Linked DNA regions of Homo sapiens: regions 1, 2, 3 and 5 are each linked to region 4. A link is a contact called in ENCODE Hi-C or POLR2A ChIA-PET data. All regions are on one chromosome and are shown on one strand. Each heading gives the region's core, a stretch centred on a gene start or an enhancer-like site at or near the end of the contact. The rest is flanking DNA. Distances are from core to core; before and after follow the strand shown.

What was found. A loop is a pair of places that touch in the nucleus more often than their neighbours do. ChIA-PET counts read pairs that join two places held with the same protein, here RNA polymerase II (POLR2A). Pooled maps may share reads with other maps.
Region 1: a pooled map shows a loop between it and region 4 (4-fold over the local background). The contact joins the enhancer-like site here to the promoter of ABHD11 in region 4. A Hi-C loop is called at or near these places in 6 of 37 single-sample maps with no recorded cell type and 6 of 50 pooled maps. POLR2A ChIA-PET finds 5 or more read pairs at or near these places in 3 of 52 experiments (A673, WTC11 and activated T-cell).
Region 2: a loop to region 4 is called in a pooled map, with 4 times the contacts of the local background. The contact joins the enhancer-like site here to the promoter of ABHD11 in region 4. A Hi-C loop is called at or near these places in 3 of 50 pooled maps. POLR2A ChIA-PET finds 5 or more read pairs at or near these places in 2 of 52 experiments (OCI-LY7 and WTC11).
Region 3: a loop to region 4 is called in a map of naive thymus-derived CD4-positive, alpha-beta T cell, with 16 times the contacts of the local background. The contact joins the promoter of FZD9 here to the promoter of ABHD11 in region 4. A Hi-C loop is called at or near these places in 1 of 168 maps with a recorded cell type or tissue (naive thymus-derived CD4-positive, alpha-beta T cell), 2 of 37 single-sample maps with no recorded cell type and 9 of 50 pooled maps.
Region 5: a loop to region 4 is called in a map of B cell, with 11 times the contacts of the local background. The contact joins the promoter of EIF4H here to the promoter of ABHD11 in region 4. A Hi-C loop is called at or near these places in 2 of 168 maps with a recorded cell type or tissue (B cell and CD4-positive, alpha-beta T cell), 2 of 37 single-sample maps with no recorded cell type and 10 of 50 pooled maps. POLR2A ChIA-PET finds 5 or more read pairs at or near these places in 4 of 52 experiments (GM12878, MCF 10A and activated naive CD4-positive, alpha-beta T cell).

Annotation. Positions count from the first base shown.
Region 1 is chr7:74,099,576-74,102,382 of GRCh38, forward strand. The region is part of intron 5 of LIMK1 (LIM domain kinase 1); the gene reads left to right. Among named protein-coding and RNA genes, the nearest start is that of LIMK1, 17 kb to the left of the region's middle. RefSeq lists an enhancer at 1,038-1,107. Within about 2 kb of position 1,541, at least 6 of the 41 ENCODE cell types and tissues checked have a DNase peak (open chromatin) inside an H3K27ac peak, as active enhancers do.
Region 2 is chr7:74,067,497-74,070,196 of GRCh38, forward strand. It overlaps ELN (elastin), which reads left to right. Exons shown (of 33, transcript NM_000501.4): 33 at 1,161-2,411. The coding sequence ends at 1,204. Among named protein-coding and RNA genes, the nearest start is that of ELN-AS1, 6.6 kb to the left of the region's middle. Within about 2 kb of position 1,448, at least 2 of the 41 ENCODE cell types and tissues checked have a DNase peak (open chromatin) inside an H3K27ac peak, as active enhancers do.
Region 3 is chr7:73,432,402-73,435,133 of GRCh38, forward strand. It overlaps FZD9 (frizzled class receptor 9), which reads left to right and starts at 1,377. Exons shown (of 1, transcript NM_003508.3): 1 at 1,377-2,732. The coding sequence starts at 1,607. RefSeq lists a silencer at 1,190-1,479 and an enhancer at 1,196-2,069.
Region 4 is chr7:73,737,504-73,740,203 of GRCh38, forward strand. ABHD11 (abhydrolase domain containing 11) reads right to left here and starts at 1,299. Exons shown (of 6, transcript NM_148912.4): 1 at 1,143-1,299; 2 at 825-960; 3 at 59-232. The coding sequence starts at 1,267. RefSeq lists enhancers at 1,098-1,755, 1,756-2,412 and a silencer at 1,320-1,419.
Region 5 is chr7:74,173,021-74,175,720 of GRCh38, forward strand. It overlaps EIF4H (eukaryotic translation initiation factor 4H), which reads left to right and starts at 1,336. Exons shown (of 7, transcript NM_022170.2): 1 at 1,336-1,422. The coding sequence starts at 1,364. RefSeq lists a silencer at 1,087-1,596 and enhancers at 1,099-1,393, 1,375-1,888, 1,889-2,401.

The sequences.
Region 1 (2,807 bases), core at 291-2,790, 360 kb after region 4:
CAAACGTAGCCAGGCATGGTAGTGTGTGCCTATAGTGCCAGCTGCTTGGGAGGCTGAGGCAGGAGAATCACTTGAACCCAGGAGGTGGAGGTTTCAGTGAGCCCCGACTGCCATTGCACTCCAGGCTGGGCAACAAGAGTGTAACTCTGTATCAAAAAAATAAAAATAAAAAAAACACACTCAAAAAATAAAAAGACATTTTCTTTAGTCCATGTCTGATCCAACAAGAAAGAGGAGGAACCAAGTCAAGAATGAGTGAAGAAGCTGGGCGCAGTAACTCACACCTGTAATCTCAGCACTTTGGGAGGCCAAAGTGAGAGGATCACTTAAGGCCAGAAGTTTGAGACCAGCTTGGGCAACATAGCGAGACCTGCATGTCTACAAAAAAAAAAAAAAAATTAAAAATTAGCCAGGCATGGTGAAATCACTGAACACATAAAGGCTGGGCATGGTTGCTCACACTTATAATCGAAACACTTTGGGAGGCTGAGATGGGAGGATCACTTGAGGCCAGGAGTTCGAAACCAGCCTGGGAAACATTGTAGTCACAGCTACTTGGGAGGCTGAGGCAGAAGGATCTCTTGAGCCCAGGAAGTGGCTACAGTGAGCTATAATTGCACGACTGCACTCTAGGCTGGGCAATGGAGCAAAACCCTGTCTCAAAAAAATGGGGCAGGGCTGATAAAGATTAGATTACTGTGTGACTTTGAGCAGCTGCTTTCTCTCTAGGCTTTGGGGGTCTGTTTGAACAATGAGGGAGTTGGATACCTTGGAGCTTTCTAAGATTTCTGTGGCGCCTTTATTGACACCTTGAGAAGTAGCATGCAGTGTTTCTACTTTTGGGCAATTGGTCACTTCTTTTTTTTTGAGACAGTCTCACTCTGTCGCCCAGTCTGGGGTGCAGTGGTGTGATACCAGCTCACTGCAACCTCCACCCACAAGGTTCAAGCAATTCTTGCACCTCAGCCCCCTGAGTAGCTGGGACTACAGGTGACCACATGTGGCTAATTTTTGTATTTTTAGTAAAGACAGGGTTTCACCATGTTGGCCAGGCTCGTTTCAAACTCCTGGGCTCAAGTGATCCTCCCTTCTCGGCCTCCCAAAGTGCCGGGATTACAGGTGTGAGCCACCGTGCCCGGCCCAAGTGCTAGCTTTCTCTCTCTCTTTTTTTTTTTTTCGAGACGGAGTCTCGCTCTGTCGCCCAGGCTGGAGTGCAGTGGTGTGGTCTCGGCTCACTGCAAGCCCCGCCTCCTGGGTTCACGCCATTCTCCTGCCTCAGCCTCCCGAGTAGCTGGGACTACAGGCACCTGCCACCATGCCCGGCTAATTTTTTTTTTATATTTAGTAGAGACAGGGTTTCACCATATTAGGCAGGATGGTCTCGATCTCCTGACCTCGTGATCCGCCCGTCTCGGCCTCCCAAAGTGCTGCGATTACAGGCATGAGCCACCACGCCCGGCCCTACCAAGTGCTAGCTTTCATTTGACGCAGTGAATGTTTCTTGTACACCTGGCAGGTGCCTGGCACTGCATAGGCACTGTTGAGATGTGAAGGTGGCCCTGGGGACAGAAAATTATACTGGGCTTGACTGTGTGTCTCCATCCCTTGACATCAGCCAAGCCAGCAGCTGCTTTACATACATGATGAGCAGACAGCTGCTTGAAAGAGATGAGGAAACTCCCAGACCAACGGCTCTTACCAGAGGGCCAAGGGAGGTCCCCACAGAGTCAGAGGCTGCAGCTGGTCCCTGAAATCCAGGCAGAATTTTAGAAATGAAGACAGTCAGCTGGGTGCAGCGGCTCATGCCTGTTATCTCAGCCACTTCGGAGGGCTGAGGTGAGAGGATTGCTTGAGCCCAGGAGGTGGAGGCTGCAGCAAGCTATGATGACACCATGCATTCCAGCTTGGGCGACAGAGCGAGACCCTATCTCTAAAATAAAAATGAAGAAGACAGTTAATGACGTCTCCTCCCTGTCTGCCTCACTGGGTAAGCATTCGCCCAGCCAACATCTGGAACATCCCAGTTCTGCAAAGAGCCACACCCTTCCCAGAAAGAGCCCAACTTGCCAAAGATTTACTTATTTGTTTTAAACTGGTTTTAGTTGACCGCTTTTCATTTTGTGTATAGCAGCGTTTTAAGGAAGGTCTAATTTATCCAGGCCACCTGCTGCTTTAGCAAACCAAGGGAGAGGATGTGAGATTCTAAGGAATTTACATATGTATGTCATATATATATATATATATATATAGACACACAATTTTTTTTTGAGACAGGGTCTTGCTCTGTCATACAGGCTGGAGTGCAGTGGCACAATCATAGCTCACTATAGCCTCAGATGCCTGTGCTCAAGCAATCCACTCACCTCGGCCTCCTGAGTAGTGAGACTACAGGCACACACCACCACACCCAGCTAATTTTTTAATTTTTTGTAGAGACTGAGTCTTGCTGTGTCGCCCAGGCTAGTCTTGAACTCCTGGGCTCAAGCAATCCTCCCACATTGGCTTCCCAAAGTGCTAGGATTACAAGCGTGAGCCACTATGCCTGGCTTATTTTTAAGGTTATATGCATGCAAAGCCTGTATCAATGAAAATATTTTCTTTGGTTTTTTTCAACTTTTCATCTTCGCATTTTGCAGATTTATAGAAAATTTGCTAAAATAATAAGTCCATTGAATACATACACACCCTTCACCAAGGTTCACCAATTCGTAACTGCCATATTTGGGAGTTATATGTGTGTCTCTCTATATATACATATATGGATACAGATACATATACATGTTTAGTGACTTGTTTATATTTGTACA
Region 2 (2,700 bases), core at 198-2,697, 330 kb after region 4:
ACCTCGTGATCCGCCCGCCTCGGCCTCCCAAAGTGCTGGGATTACAGGAGTGAGCCACCACGTCCGGCCGTCTCTACTAAAAATACAAAAAATTAGCCGGGCATGGTGGCGGGCACCTGTAGTCTCAGCTACTCGGGAGGCTCACGCAGGAGAATGGTGTGAACCCGGGAGGCGGAGCATGGTGTGAACCCGGGAGGCGGAGCTTGCAGTGAGCCGAGATTGCGCCACTGCACTCCAGCCTGGGCGGCACAGCAAGACTCCGTCTCAAAAAAAAAAAAAAAATTAGCCAGGTGTGGTGGTGCACGCCTGTAATCCCAGCTACTCTGGAGGCTGAGACAGGAGAATTGCTTGAACCCAGGAGGCGGAGGTTGCAGTGAGCTGAGACTACACCACTGCCCTCTAGCCTGGGTGATGACAGGGCAAGACGATTGCGTCTCAAAAAAAAAAAAAAAAAAAAAAAAAAACCTTCAGAGGCAGATGTCTGTTCCTGCCCCACTCTCTGCTCACTGCCACCAGGTGGCGGTAAGGAGCCATATCTGGCTCAAGCAGGGTTAGGAACTGCTCCGGGCCGCGCTACTAGACAATGGTGCCTTACCTAATACAGACTGATGCCTTGAAACAGGGTTCACCCATCAGACTATTCCCAGGAGGGGGTAGGAATCCTGGGTTTGAGTCCCAGCTCAGACACTATGTGGATAAGACCCTCTCTCCCTCTACTGGGCCTTGATTTACTTATCTGATGCCCTCTCAGATGTATGGGTCCACCCCACTCCCTGAGAGGGCCGTCTCCTGCAGACACTGACTCTCCCTTCATCCCATGTTCCTTGATGGAGCTGCTCTTAGCCTTTCCCCGAAAGGCTTCTTGGAGCAGTGGAGCCAGGAGCCAGTGCCAGGCCCCGTCCTTCCCCAGCCAGGCCCCATGACCTGCCCCCTTTTCTGCGAGCGTTGGTTTCATCCAAGTAATATCTTGGGGGCTTCTCCCGCCCCATCTGTCCAGTGGAAGTTGATGGCATGGATCAGGTCTGAGTTTGGCCTGGGGCCATGACTTGGCTTCTCTTGGCTTCTTGGAGCCTCCATTCGAGTGGGTCAGAGCAGGCGGGGATTAGAGCCGAAACTGAGAGGGGCCGGACTCACAGTGATGTGCACCTCCTCCCGTCCAGGTGGGGCCTGCCTGGGGAAAGCTTGTGGCCGGAAGAGAAAATGAGCTTCCTAGGACCCCTGACTCACGACCTCATCAACGTTGGTGCTACTGCTTGGTGGAGAATGTAAACCCTTTGTAACCCCATCCCATGCCCCTCCGACTCCCCACCCCAGGAGGGAACGGGCAGGCCGGGCGGCCTTGCAGATCCACAGGGCAAGGAAACAAGAGGGGAGCGGCCAAGTGCCCCGACCAGGAGGCCCCCTACTTCAGAGGCAAGGGCCATGTGGTCCTGGCCCCCCACCCCATCCCTTCCCACCTAGGAGCTCCCCCTCCACACAGCCTCCATCTCCAGGGGAACTTGGTGCTACACGCTGGTGCTCTTATCTTCCTGGGGGGAGGGAGGAGGGAAGGGTGGCCCCTCGGGGAACCCCCTACCTGGGGCTCCTCTAAAGATGGTGCAGACACTTCCTGGGCAGTCCCAGCTCCCCCTGCCCACCAGGACCCACCGTTGGCTGCCATCCAGTTGGTACCCAAGCACCTGAAGCCTCAAAGCTGGATTCGCTCTAGCATCCCTCCTCTCCTGGGTCCACTTGGCCGTCTCCTCCCCACCGATCGCTGTTCCCCACATCTGGGGCGCTTTTGGGTTGGAAAACCACCCCACACTGGGAATAGCCACCTTGCCCTTGTAGAATCCATCCGCCCATCCGTCCATTCATCCATCGGTCCGTCCATCCATGTCCCCAGTTGACCGCCCGGCACCACTAGCTGGCTGGGTGCACCCACCATCAACCTGGTTGACCTGTCATGGCCGCCTGTGCCCTGCCTCCACCCCCATCCTACACTCCCCCAGGGCGTGCGGGGCTGTGCAGACTGGGGTGCCAGGCATCTCCTCCCCACCCGGGGTGTCCCCACATGCAGTACTGTATACCCCCCATCCCTCCCTCGGTCCACTGAACTTCAGAGCAGTTCCCATTCCTGCCCCGCCCATCTTTTTGTGTCTCGCTGTGATAGATCAATAAATATTTTATTTTTTGTCCTGGATATTTGGGGATTATTTTTGATTGTTGATATTCTCTTTTGGTTTTATTGTTGTGGTTCATTGAAAAAAAAAGATAATTTTTTTTTCTGATCCGGGGAGCTGTATCCCCAGTAGAAAAAACATTTTAATCACTCTAATATAACTCTGGATGAAACACACCTTTTTTTTTAATAAGAAAAGAGAATTAACTGCTTCAGAAATGACTAATAAATGAAAAACCTTTAAAGGAAACTGTGTCTTAGCTTCCTTCGTATGATTTAATCTGCCTTCAACTCGCTGGCCTGGATGGGGATAAGGGCTCTGCTTCAGGGAACCTCCACCACCCACAGTGTATTTGAGAGGTTGCCCAACCAAAAGCCCCTGCTGCTGGCTTCTGGGGCATCGATCTTTCTCCAAGTTTGGCTTGTACTTTAACAATGAGGCCAGGAGTTTGAGACCCACCTGGACAACATAGCTGTCCAGTGGAGAATCACTTTGTACCATATAGCTACAAAAAAAAAAAAAATTACCCAAGATTGGT
Region 3 (2,732 bases), core at 127-2,626, 310 kb before region 4:
CCCCTGTCTCTACTAAAAGTACAAAAATTACCCGGGAGTGATGGTGGGCGCCTGTAATCCCAGCTACTTGGAAGGTTGAGGCAGGAGAATTGCTTGAACCCGGGAGGCGGAGGTTGCAGTGAGCCAAGATCGCACCATTGCACTCCTGGGCGATGAGATGAGCCTGGGCGACAAGAGCGAAACTCCATCTCAAAAAAAAAAAAGCTATTTTTTTTTCTTTATTAGAGACGAGGTCTCACTATGTTGCCCAGGCTGATGGGGCAAGATGGGGGTGGGGGTGAGCCACTGCGCCTGGCAGAACTGTTGATTTTAACAGTAGGATTATCTGCCTGCATTACAGAAAAGCAAGCTGAGGCTCAGAGAGGAGCCCCAAGTCACATACACTGAGGGGAGAGGCAGACGCTGTATTTGAGCTGCCACTGGGTACAAGGCAGACTTCCACACGTGGGAAGCCTTAGAAATGGTCTCCCCTGGCCGGGCACGGTGGAGCACGCCTGTAATCCCGGCACTTTGGGAGGCAGAAGCGGGAGCATCCCTTGAGCCCAGGAGTTCAAGACCAGCCTGGGTAACATAGTGAGACCCTGTCTCTACAAAAACATTTTAAAATTAGCCGGGAGTGGTGGTGCCCACCTGTAATCCCAGCTACTCTGGTGGCTGAGGCGGGAAGGTCGCTTGAGCCCGGGAGATGGAGGCTGCAGTGAACTATGGTCGTTCCACTGGACTCCAGCCTGGGCGACACAGAGAGACCCTGTCTCTAAAAAGAAATAACAATTAAAAATAAAAATAAAAAGTCTTCCAGCTGGGCGCGGTGGCTCAAGCCTCTAATCCCAGCACTTTGGGAGGCCGAGGCAGGTGAATCACCTGAGGTCAGGAGTTCGAGACCAGCCTGGCCAAAATGGTGAAACCCCGTCTTTACTAAAAATACAAAAAATTAGAGGGGCGTGGTGGCAGGAGCCTGTAATCCCAGCTACTCGGGAGGCTGAGGCAGGATAATCGCTGGAACCCGGGAGGCGGAGGTTGCAGTGAGCCGATATCGCGCCACTGCACTCCAGCCTGGGCGACAAGAGCAAAACTCCGTCTCAAAAAAAAAAAAAAAAAAAAAAAAGTCTCCCTCCTAGAGTAAAATGAGGCGACCCAGTCTGAGAGTGTGGGTACGGGGACTTCCCGCAGCCTCTCCCAGGCAGCAAGGGAAGGGAAGAAACCGAGTGTAAGCGGAGGGCAAGCGGGCGGACACCCACCAGGCCCGGCCCCACCCCGTGCTCCGCGTGGCCGGGAGACGCGGCGCCTTTAAAGCCCAGTGGGAGGCGTGTCCCTGGGCGTGTCCTCCCGGAGCCCCGCCCCGGGGGCTGGTAGCCTCGGCCCCGGGAGGTTGCGCCGGCTCTGGCTCAGCGGCGGCTCCGGTGGCAGCGGCGGTGGCGGCTAGGCGGGCTCGGCGGCTCCTGTCCCTCGGGCGGCTGCCCGCTCGCTGCCCAGGGCGCCCGGACACACGTGGGCGGCTCAGCGATGGCCCGCGCCCCGCGACGTGGCGGGCAGGCACCGGGGCGCGGGACCGCTGAGCCCGAGTGAGCCGGGGCCGCGCTCCCGCCTTCGGCCCGGGCCTCCCGGGATGGCCGTGGCGCCTCTGCGGGGGGCGCTGCTGCTGTGGCAGCTGCTGGCGGCGGGCGGCGCGGCACTGGAGATCGGCCGCTTCGACCCGGAGCGCGGGCGCGGGGCTGCGCCGTGCCAGGCGGTGGAGATCCCCATGTGCCGCGGCATCGGCTACAACCTGACCCGCATGCCCAACCTGCTGGGCCACACGTCGCAGGGCGAGGCGGCTGCCGAGCTAGCGGAGTTCGCGCCGCTGGTGCAGTACGGCTGCCACAGCCACCTGCGCTTCTTCCTGTGCTCGCTCTACGCGCCCATGTGCACCGACCAGGTCTCGACGCCCATTCCCGCCTGCCGGCCCATGTGCGAGCAGGCGCGCCTGCGCTGCGCGCCCATCATGGAGCAGTTCAACTTCGGCTGGCCGGACTCGCTCGACTGCGCCCGGCTGCCCACGCGCAACGACCCGCACGCGCTGTGCATGGAGGCGCCCGAGAACGCCACGGCCGGCCCCGCGGAGCCCCACAAGGGCCTGGGCATGCTGCCCGTGGCGCCGCGGCCCGCGCGCCCTCCCGGAGACCTGGGCCCGGGCGCGGGCGGCAGTGGCACCTGCGAGAACCCCGAGAAGTTCCAGTACGTGGAGAAGAGCCGCTCGTGCGCACCGCGCTGCGGGCCCGGCGTCGAGGTGTTCTGGTCCCGGCGCGACAAGGACTTCGCGCTGGTCTGGATGGCCGTGTGGTCGGCGCTGTGCTTCTTCTCCACCGCCTTCACTGTGCTCACCTTCTTGCTGGAGCCCCACCGCTTCCAGTACCCCGAGCGCCCCATCATCTTCCTCTCCATGTGCTACAACGTCTACTCGCTGGCCTTCCTGATCCGTGCGGTGGCCGGAGCGCAGAGCGTGGCCTGTGACCAGGAGGCGGGCGCGCTCTACGTGATCCAGGAGGGCCTGGAGAACACGGGCTGCACGCTGGTCTTCCTACTGCTCTACTACTTCGGCATGGCCAGCTCGCTCTGGTGGGTGGTCCTGACGCTCACCTGGTTCCTGGCTGCCGGGAAGAAATGGGGCCACGAGGCCATCGAGGCCCACGGCAGCTATTTCCACATGGCTGCCTGGGGCCTGCCCGCGCTCAAGACCATCGTCATCCTGACCC
Region 4 (2,700 bases), core at 49-2,548:
TGCAGGGCCCTCAGGGTATATACTGAATGGGAGGAGGCCCCAGACATGGGCGGCTCACCCTCTGTAGTGCCAGCAGCATGGCTGTCTTTCCTCCCATGCTGTGGCCAACGACGACGCAGGGCACCAGGCCCAGCTGGGGCAGAAGGTCCTGCAGGTCCTGGCTCATGATCTCGTAGCTCATGTCTGGGCTGTGGGGGCTGTCACCGTGGTTACGAGCATCCACCGTCAGCACCTGGGGAGTGGGGTGAGACGGGGCTGCGTTGATATCCCCATTCTGGGGGTAGACAGCCAAAGGCTTGTAGGGACAGCAGGTCAAAGGTGTGGAGAGCCTGGGGATACACCCTGTGGAGGGGAAGGGCCCAGTTTCCAGACCTAGGAGGCCCAGATGAAGAACCTGGGGCCACTCTGCCAGAGAAGAGCAGGCCCCAGGGTTGTGACCACGTCTCTGAAGGGCTGGCCTGGCTGGGTGGCAATCTCGGAGAATGCCAGGAAGGAGACTCCAGGAATTTCCAACAGTAGGAGCACAGAAGAATGGGCTGCCATAAGAGGTGGTGAGCTCCCGGTCATCCCTAGTGAACAAGCAGGCCCCTTCATGGAAAGGGTGCAGGCGCCTAGGCATGGGCCAGCCCCGATGGAGATCTACAACATGAATTAATGAAGATGGCAACGTGAGGGAATAAATGGGGTTGCCGTTCAGGGTCCATACTCAGAGTGAGGGATCTGGAAGTGAGCGTGAGAAGCGGGACCCCCCCTGCCCCGCCTCCTCTCAGGCCCCGCCCACTCCCGCCCAGCCCCAAAGGAGCCCCGCCCACTCGAAAGCTCACCCTACGGCCTGTCTGCTGGGCCAAGATCTTGGCGATGGAGTTGAAGTTAGTTTTGCTGCCGAAGAGCCCGTGCAAAAAGACGACGGCCGGGAGGGCTGCCTCCCCGTCCAGAAGCCTGTAGGAAAGCGGAAGCGGCCTGGCAGGGGAAGGATCGAGGTCAGAGTCTGAGCCGGCGGAGACGGGGAAAGGGGTAGGGGGAAAGAGCTTTGGGGGAGAGGCCTGGGAGGTGACAGGCCCAAAGGGAGGAGATGGGGCCGTCGGGGCCCGGCAGGAAAAGGAGGACAGAGGATGGCCTCCCGCCCGGTGCCCTTGACTGACCTCGGCTCGGCGCCCCCTCGGCCGCCGCTGCTGCTGCTGGGTGCGACAGGCACCCTCGCGAAGCTAGGGCCGTGGGGGCCGAGTCCCTCACGCGGGAGCCTCCAGGCTCGGGTCCAGCGGAGCATGCTTGCAAGCTGTTGGCCGGCTCGCATCTCACAAGGTACGTCCTCCCCGCGCTCCTTCTCCCGCCCTAGCTCGCAGCCCCGCCCATTTCCGTCTTCAGCCGCCCCGCCCAGTTCCGACTTGAGCCCCGCCCTCTCCCCGCCCCCATCGCGGGATTCTCCGCCCTTGGTCCCGTTTCCTTACGTATCCCCGAGAACAGTCCGGCCCCGCCTCCATCCCCGCCCCTTACGCCATTACGTAATCCCCGCAGGCTTTGCGCGGGTCGCCCTGAGCGCCGCACCTGGCCTCGCCCTAGGCTGGGCAACCCGCGGTGCTTGCCCCTCCCCTCGCGAAGCGCCGCGGTGCGTAGAATCTGGGAATTCGGTCTGCGCCGCTCTGTGCGTGCTCGGTTCTGGTTGCAGCTTAGGGCTCGGTTCCCGCCCCGCACCTGCCATCGCTCACTGACCTGGGTGGCTGCCATCGTTTCTGTGCCGCCGGCGGGGGCGAGCGGCGCCAGGGTGGCTCTGGGCGGCGGAGTGCCAGTGTGGTGGCGCCGTGCTCCACTGCCGGGGGCCCGGGCAGGTTGGGCGGAGCACGGACACCCACCCATCCTGGAGTCGTCGATCTAGAAGGAGCTCGGGGGCACTCTAGAGCTCTTCCCCAAGCCCCTTCGTCCCTTTTACGTTTGGGGAAGGCTCCCCCAGTCTGATCCCACCTGCTTTTCTGCCCATACTCCCCATTCTCATACTCCCCTATCAGGCACCCTGCCTTTCAAGGTCTTCTCCACACCCCACCTCCTGCTGGGGTGCTGTCTGTCTTCCAGATAGCCAGTTGCCCGAGTCCTATACTTTTTTTTGGTGGGGGTCTTACCCTCGCCCAGGCCGGAGTGCAGTGACGCGACCGTAGCTCACTGCAGCCTCGACCTCCTGGGCTCAAGCGATCCTCCCGCCTTTGCCTCCCGAGAATCTGGGACTACAGGCGCAGACTAATTTTAACATTTTTTTTTTTTTTTTTTTTTTTACTGAATCATGGTTACAATTTTTTTTTTTAGGCCGGGTGCGGTGGCTCACGCCTGTAATCCCGGCACTTTGGGAGGCTGAGGTGGGCAGATCACCTGAGGCCAGGAGTTGGAGACCACCCTGGCCAATATGGTGGAACCCCGTCTTTACTAAAAATACAAAAATTAGCTGGGCGTGGTGGCGGGTGCCTGTAATCCCAGCTACTCGGGAGGCTAAGGCAGGAGAGTCGCTTGAACTCAGGAGGCGGAGGTTGCAATGGGCGGAAATCATGCCACTGCACACCAGCCTACCGGACGGAGACAGACTCCGTTTAAAAAAAAAAAAAATTGCCGTGGGTGGTGGCACGGCCCTGTAATCCCAGCTACTGGGGAGGCTGAGGCAGGAGAATCGTGTGAACTTGGGAGATGGAGGTTGCAGTGAGCCGAGATCTTGCCACT
Region 5 (2,700 bases), core at 86-2,585, 440 kb after region 4:
AGCACTTTGGGAGGCCAAGGCGGGTGGATCTCAGTTCAAGACCAGCCTGGGCAACATGGTGAAACGCTGTCTCTACTAAAAATACAAAAATTAACTGGGTGTGGTGGTGCACGTCTGTCACCCCAGTTACTCGGGAGACAGAGGCAGGAGAATTGCTTGAACCGAGGAGGTGGAGGTTGCAGTGAGATGAGATTGCGCCACTGCACTCCAACCTGATTCTCCATCTCAAAAAAAAAAAAAAAAAAATGCAAATTAGGCGAGGTACTGCCCGCCTATAGTCCTAGCTACTCCAGAGGCTAAGGCGGCAGGATGGCATGAGCCCAAGAGGTCAAGGCTGCCGTGAGCTACCACTGTTCCACCGCAGTCCAGCCTGGGCGACAGAGCGAGACCCTGTCTCAACAACGAACCAATAAATACATAATAAAAAGTAATGGTTAAGCGGAAGATACCTAGGTACACATCACAACAAAATTCTATGAGGTTCTTTCAAAGTGTGCTTAGATAATTAAGGTTTGTCAACATCGTGGCATCCACAATTACTACCATCTCAATCACAAACCTGGAAATTTACCCGTGTAATTAATTCCCACTGCATAACCATGTTTTGTTATTGCTAGATGATGGAATCCACAACAGTATCCAATTCTTTTTCCAAGGCAACGACTTCTGCAAAAAACCGAGATGTGCAGTCTCTCTTGCTAAGTCACCGATCACCTATACTCTCTCCTCTCAAAACCCCCCAATACCCAGGCAGCGAGTAAGCCCTGGAAGGCAGGATTCGTGTCTGCATCCCACCGCCTCGCACCCCCTTCCGGGGCATCCTCATCGTGTGGCCAGCTCCTGCCTGGAGAAGGAGGTGGCCTTTACTTGGGTGTCACCCGGGGACCACTTGGGGGTCCAAGCGGGACAGGCCTCCGAGGTCCCCGCCATGTATGGAGGCCGAAAGGCAGCGTCCCAGGCGAACTGGAGAGGGAGTTCCCCCCAGCTCTCCAGGTCACCTCCCGCCGACGGACGGAAAGGCCGGCGCGCACGGGCGTGGTGCGGCGGGGATAGGAGGCAGCCACGGGCGCACCCCAGGGCCAGCACATAATGGGCCGCGTAGGCCGGGCAGGCGTCCAGCTGGGACGCCGCCGCACCACGTGGGCTGCAGAGCGCACGGGGCAGGCAGCTGCCGGTGGGCCCAGGGCCGGGCGCTGCGCGGCCAGCGTCCGTGCGTGCGTGCGCGCGCGCGCGTGCGCGTGCCTGCGTCCAAGGGATTTGCGATCAGGCGGCGCGGCGGACAGCCCCGGCGGCGGGGCGGGGGGAGTTATATTGCGGGGTCCTTCCTCGCTCACCCTGGTTCCTCTCGGAGCGGAGACGGCAAATGGCGGACTTCGACACCTACGACGATCGGGCCTACAGCAGCTTCGGCGGCGGCAGAGGGTGAGGCGGGCGTGCGCGGGCCCCGTCGGGGGCTGCGGGACCGGCGGAGTCGGGGCCGTCAGGGTGGCGGCCGTCCTGCGCTCAGCCGGGGCGGCGGGAGGCGGGGGCCCGCGGAGGCCTAGGAGCGGCGCCTGGAGGGCCGGGGCCTGGAAATGGCGCGCTCGGAGACGGGGCGGCGGCGGCTGGGCTCCCGGGGTCTTGCTTGCGGGGCGGATCCCTTCCACTGCCTCCCGCCAACGACAACGTGTTGGTTTTTGCCCTGCCTTGGCCGCGGCGGCGCCGATGCCCGGAGACGAGCGCCCGCTTCCAGCCCCATCCCCCCTACGGTAGGACCAGTGCGGGGCTGAGCTGTGGCGCTGGGGTACGGGCCACACGGCCTGCCCCGCTCCGGTCCCGGCCTCTTTCGCGGCCCTCTGTTGCCTGCCCGCCTTGCAGGCCCCTGGCCCCTTCGCCACGAGGCCGGCCGACTGGGGAAGGTCGGCAGCCAAGAGGGGCGATTCCCTTCCCCTTACGTGTGAGGCAGGGATTTGGCGGCTCTGGCCCGGGGATGGTACGACTCCTTGCGGGCGGGGGGAGACCAAGGAGATAAATCCATCGTAGCTTCTTTGTATTAATCTTTCTTGGGTCACAGTGCCTTGACAGGTGCTACGTGCTCTTTGGCACAATTTCATTTCTCCTTGGTTTCTCGCTCTGATCTGGAGAAGGAACCGCATTTAGCGTCGTCCTGATTGTTGTCAAATGCAGACAACTATGTATAATTGAAACACTTTGCTTAAAAGAAACATCTTTGAATAGAGAGCTCATGGTGTTTAATTCCAGGACTCTGCACTTTTTTTTATTTTATTTTTTAAATACAAGTTGCCTCGTTAGAATATAGGCTATGAACATCTTGCTGTTTGTCAAGGACACACTTGGGCTTTGTGTTTTCTTGCAGAAAGGATTACTTTCCCAGGATAACACCACAATAATACACACTGAGGTGTTCAGTCTCCTGGGTTGCAGTCCAAAAGTATCTTTGTTTGGTAAAGAATGATCACTTTTAATACCTTGGTTTGGGAACGGCTCAGACAAAAGCTTGTTTCGGGGCAGGAGTGTAGCTAATGTTCATGATACTGTAACGTGGAAGTGTGCCGGTGTAGGTGGAGCTATTGTCATTCCAAAGAACATTTTATTTGCTAATAAAAAAAGAAGTAAATGTTGGATGACATGAAATTATCGCCTTTGGGTTAGGTTTCTAAACATCAAATTTGTTCTCAAGTCATTTCGAAATTTAATAAC